Regions from separate parts of the Homo sapiens genome. Here region 1 is linked to region 2. Evidence: chromatin contacts called from ENCODE Hi-C or POLR2A ChIA-PET data. All regions are on one chromosome and are shown on one strand. The core of a region is the stretch at or near the end of the contact, and the rest is flanking DNA. Distances in the headings are between cores, read along the strand shown.

What was found. Hi-C counts contacts between places; a loop is a spot of excess contacts on that map. ChIA-PET counts read pairs that join two places held with the same protein, here RNA polymerase II (POLR2A). Pooled maps may share reads with other maps.
Region 1: a map with no recorded cell type shows a loop between it and region 2 (6-fold over the local background). The contact joins the enhancer-like site here to the promoter of CAPN7 in region 2. A Hi-C loop is called at or near these places in 1 of 168 maps with a recorded cell type or tissue (gastrocnemius medialis), 3 of 37 single-sample maps with no recorded cell type and 5 of 50 pooled maps. POLR2A ChIA-PET finds 5 or more read pairs at or near these places in 1 of 52 experiments (OCI-LY7).

Annotation. Positions count from the first base shown.
Region 1 is chr3:15,503,930-15,506,629 of GRCh38, forward strand. All of the region lies in intron 1 of COLQ (collagen like tail subunit of asymmetric acetylcholinesterase), which reads right to left. It also overlaps the pseudogene RN7SL110P. Among named protein-coding and RNA genes, the nearest start is that of MIR4270, 9.0 kb to the left of the region's middle. Within about 2 kb of position 1,251, at least 2 of the 41 ENCODE cell types and tissues checked have a DNase peak (open chromatin) inside an H3K27ac peak, as active enhancers do; they include gastrocnemius medialis, where a contact is called at or near this core.
Region 2 is chr3:15,204,996-15,207,695 of GRCh38, forward strand. It overlaps CAPN7 (calpain 7), which reads left to right and starts at 1,251. Exons shown (of 21, transcript NM_014296.3): 1 at 1,251-1,602. The coding sequence starts at 1,501. It also overlaps the pseudogene COL6A4P1. RefSeq lists a silencer at 957-1,476.

The DNA.
Region 1 (2,700 bases), core at 1-2,500, 300 kb after region 2:
CTTACCAACGCCCAGAATCACGTCTTTCCAATCAAACCCAATGACTGTTCATCTCTGGGTTTCAGTTTCCTGGTTTGTAAACTCCCATGAGTAAACAATCTCTGATTATCCCGACCACAGAGAGGGTTCAATCAGGTGTGCTGGTGGTCTTCAATCAAACATGGATTTACCTCCCCTATTCTATTCTTCAAAGAGGGTGACAAATCTGCAACTCACTTGAAATCCATCAATAAAAAAGATTAATAAACAGATATATGATAGAGTAATTACAGCAAAATGATAGCCAGTGCAGAATCGCTGCGGTTCGTGTATTGGTTTTCTAGGGCTGGGGTAACAAAGTACCACAGACTGAATGGCTTAAACAACAGAGACTTGTTTCTCATAGACCTTGAGGCTGGAAGGCCAAAACCAAGGTGTGGCTGGTTTGTTTTCTCCTGAGGCCTCTCTCTTTGGCTTGGGCATGGCCACCTGCTTGCCATGTCCTCACATGGCCTCTCTTCGGAACACATCCTTCGTGTCTCTTTGTGTGTTCAGATTTCCTCTTCTTATAAGAACACCAGTCAAGTTGGATTAATGCCCACCCTAATGGCCTTATCTTAACTTAATCACTTTTATAAAGACCTCATCTCCAAATATAGTCACATTCTGGCTGGGCATGGTGGCTCATGCCTATAATCCCAGCGCTTTGGGAGGCCGAGGCAGGTAGATCACTTGAGGTGAGGAGTTGGAGACCAGCCTGGCCAACATGGTGAAACCCCTTCTCTACTAAAAAATACAAAAATTAGCCAGGTGTGGTGGTGGGTGCCTGTAATCCCAGCTACTTGGGAGGCTGAGGCAGGAGAGTCGTTTGAACCCGGAAACTGAAGGTTGCGGTGAGCCGAGATTGCACCACTGCACTCCAGCCTGGGCAATAGAGCGAGACTCCGTCTCAAAAAACAAAACCAAAACCAAAACCAAAAGAAATACAGTCACATTCTAAGGTACTGGGTATTACTGGGGCTTCAACATGAATTTGGGGGAGACACAATTCAGCCCCAAACAGTGGACATATTGGTGTTCCCTGAACAATTATCTTTACTTTCTCTGAATGTTTGAAATTATTCCTAATTTTAAAAAGAATACCATTAAAAAATTTTAGATAGTCAACAGAGAACCAGAAGATATGTTCACAAGGATTAGGGTTGGGAGTAGGTCAGCCCAACTCCCTTGTTGGCAAATGTCTAGGGGCCCCTGGAGCTGCACAGAGCTAAGGCACCAGTGCCACCTGGAGGAACCTGAAGCCGCTCATTGAGAGGCCTTGAGCAGGTCATTGAATCACTGCAAACCATATAAGAAGTTATTCTCTTCTGTCTCCCACCCCTAACCCACAGAGATGTCTTGAGGAGGAAAAGTCTATCCTCACTACAAGGATGAAAGAAAATCAGTCATCTCGTGTCGGTCATTATTTTATATAAGTCATATATCAAAAATACCTCCTTTGCACACACAGAGTCAAGGAAACAAATCCATCCCCCTTTCCCTGACAAGAGAATTATTTTGGACCTTATCTAAAGAAAGGCATCTGCTTTTTGAGTTCAAGTTCTAATTTGACCAAATGGCATGTGGTAAGTAGAGAGGAAGGCGGAGACAATGCTATTAGGAGCCAAGGGAACATAAAGAAACCTCTCCATGGCTGGCTGCGCCTTGACTCTGAATTTGATTACAGCAGCCAACATAAATCAGCCGGTGCTATTAAATCTTCTGCCAGTGCTTGACAGGGGAGGACAAGTTTGTAGAATTATTCGGGAGATCTGGCCATAGGTCAGAGACAAAACCTTCCAGCTGCATCGGGCCCAAAGGGTGGGTTATTTCCAACACCTGCTGACAACTGTGACTGCGTGGAAAGACCCTGTGCTTCCAGCCACTACGTTTCCATGCCTTCATTTTTCCATGGTGACAGTTTAGCTCTATAGGCACTTGTAATTCAAAACCACCTGGCTCACTTATTCCTTTCCCTAGATCCATCCCTGCACCCCCCATCCCACCTCCAGGATCTATTGTCCAAGGGTCCACAACAGGTGGGGAGGAGGGAGGCTGGGTTCCTGGGAGTCCCATGGCTGCCCACTGGCACAGACTGGCTTCTCTACCCATTGGTCTCAAAGTCACTAAAACCCTTGGATTCCAGAAATTGGGGAGCCTAGGGTTGATCCCTTTGGACTCAGTTGAGCACTAGCACTTATCAACTGAGCAAGTTGGCAAGATAAACCTTAGGCTTTTTGCAGCACTATAATCCTGTGATTCTACCAATCTGGAAACTCTCTGAGATCTCAATTCTCCTTGCTGCTTTGGATCTAAGGACTTTTAAAGACAAAAAATTCCATCTTGTGCTCCAGATGAAAGGTAGTATTTTGTACAGATGGTGTTTTGTTTAATTGTTTAGAATAGGTATTACATGCATGTGATTCAAAATTCAAAACATACAAACAAGTATACATTAAAATTCTTTCTCCTACCCCTCTCCCTCAGCTACCCAGTTCCAATTATTTATTACCAACCATTACTTAGTTTTCTATGTATACTTCTGGGAATATTTTGTGCATATACAAGCAAATAGGTAGGTATAATATTTTCCCCCTTTTACTCAAAGGGTTACTTGTAATATTCTATTATACATATGATACTCCCTCTTGGTTTCTTCACAGTATTTTTGTTTAAAAGACA
Region 2 (2,700 bases), core at 1-2,500:
CACATTAGATATATTTAAGTAGTGGAGTTGACTCATTCAACATTTTAAAATATTTGTTGAACACCTGCTCTGGAACAAGGCTTGCGCTCAACGCTGGGATCAAAGTGGTAAAGACAGGAAGCATCCCTGCTTCAGCTATAAAACTGTAGTTGCTACCTTTGAGAGCCATCTTTGGGCCAGGCACAAAATCAAATTCTGTGTGTCTTTATAACAGCCTGATGAGACCGTTGTTATTAAGAACTTCACTAAATGTGAAGAAATACACTTAAACTAAGAAATTAGAGTCCCATTTTAAATGCAGGCCAAATGACTGAAAAAAAATTTAGAGTATAATTAAAAAATTAAAAGTACACACTTAAAATGTAGTTTGATAAGTTTTGACAAACGTATATATTTTTACACCACCATTGAGATATAAAACATTCTCATCATCCGAAAAGATTCCTTTGTATCCCCTTCCCAACCACTGATCTGCTTTCTAACATCGTAGTGTTTTCTAGTGTTTCTTATAGATGGAATTATACATTATGTACTCAATTCTTACTTCTTTGACTCAGCATGAATTTGGTGGTGCCCATCACTAATTCATTTTTATTACTGCTGACTTCAGACCTTTAGGGGAGAGAAGACATAAATCAAATAATCACCTAATTAAGTATTTAATTACAACAGCATCAAGTTAACCTAAGGGTAAGTACAAGTGGAAATACATTACCTTGTTTGTTAACAATTCAATCAATACGACCTTGGTGTACAGTGGGGGGCTATAGGGTCATGATTCAGCTTGTGGAAAACAAATGAAAATAAATGTTAGCGAAGAGTGACTCTAAAGAACCTCTGTCCTCACGGTAATTTTTTTAATGTGTCAGATGCTGGTGGGAGGCATTCTTCCTTAGCTCTTTACTCCCATCCCTTACACTTAACAGAGGAAAGGATCTGTAAGGCGCGTACCCCTCTACTGCCCACTGTCGACGAAAACAGCCTCGCCCTGCACCGCCACCGCCACGCATAAGGCGGTGTGTGGGCAGCTCGGACGTGGCACCTGCCCTCAGCTGCTCAATCCCGGGCGCCGCGACGGTCACGTGCACAGCGGCAGGCCTTTTTGCCCCGCCCCCGCGGCCCGGCTCCTGCGTGGGCCCGGCCCCGCCCACAGCCCGCGCAGTCCCGCGAGCCTGGCCTCGGCGGCCCCAGCTTCTAAGGAGCTCGTGAGGGCCAGGCTGCGCCTGCGTCGGGCGGCTGGTGGGCGGGGCGAGGGCCGCTGGGGCCGCGAAGTGGGGCGGCCGGGTGGGCTACAAGCCGGGTCTGGGCTGAGGGGCGCGGCTTCGCGGTGGACCCCAGCCCGGCAACGGGAAGGCGAGCTCTCCTCCACCGTCCAAAGTAAACTTTGCCGCTCCTTCCGCGGCGCTCCCGAGTCCTCGCCGCCGCCGGGCCGCCGCAGTCCGCGAAGAGCCGTCCTGCGTCAGGGCCTCCTTCCCTGCCCCGGCGCGGGGCCACTGCGCCATGGACGCCACAGCACTGGAGCGGGACGCTGTGCAGTTCGCCCGTCTGGCGGTTCAGCGCGACCACGAAGGCCGCTACTCCGAGGCGGTGTTTTATTACAAGGTAGGGCCGGGCCCGGCGCTTCGGTCGGAGTTGCTCAGTCGGAGTGCGGCCCGGGCCTGCGGCCGAGGGGCGGGATCCGGGTGCGGAGGCTAGCGGCCCCGGCTTTGCTTTTCCCTCGTCCGCCTCCCGGCCCTCCTCTTGTTGGGAGCGGCAAGCCCGAGTGCAGAGGCCGACGCTGAGGCTGCGGGGAGGCTGGGTCGCGGCTTGCAGCCGCCGCTCCTCCACCTGTAGTCCTGACTGGCAAATGCCCACCGTTGAGCCGCTTTGGGGGGCAGGTGTTAGATATGGGTAGTTAGTAGCCAATTCTTGCTGTCACTTGACTCTGATTTACAGCTAGCGGGAAATGGCCTGTGATATATATCAAAATAATGCATGCTCGTTAAATAAACTTAAAAAGAATAAAAACCATCTCCTGTCATAGCATTTGACATACAGTCATGCGTCCTTAGCGATGTGATATTTTCTGAGAAATGTGTTCTTAGGCCATTTTGTTGTTGTGCGAACACCGTAGAAAGCGCTTACACAAGCCTGAATGGTACAGCCTGTTCCACACCTAAGCTGTATGGCATGGCCTGTTGCTCCTAGGTTACAGGCCTGCGCAGCGTGTTGCTGTACTCAGTGGTGTGTGCAGTTACATGCAGTGGTAAGTATTTGTGCATCTAAACATAGAAAAGGTACAGTAAACATGCAGCATAAAAGATAAAAAAAAAATACTACACCAGTGTGGGGCACTTACCCACAAAAGGAGCTTGCAGGACTGGAAGTTGCTCTGAGTTGGTGAGTAGTGGTGAGTGAATGTGAAGGCCTGGGACATTCACTGCTCTACTCTTGTAGACTTTATAAGCAGTGTACCCTTAGGCTACGCTAAATTTTTTTAATCTTTCTTCAGTAATAAACTAACCTTAGCTTACGGTAACCCTTTTACTTTATAAACTTCTAAATTTTCTTAACTTTTTAACTCTTTTGTAATAGCTTAAAACGAACTTATTGTGCAGTTACACAAACATTTTCTTTATATCTTTATTTGGTAAGTTTTTTTGTTTCTTTTTTTTTTTTTATTCTTTAGTTAAAAACTAAGGCACACGTTAGCCTAGGCCT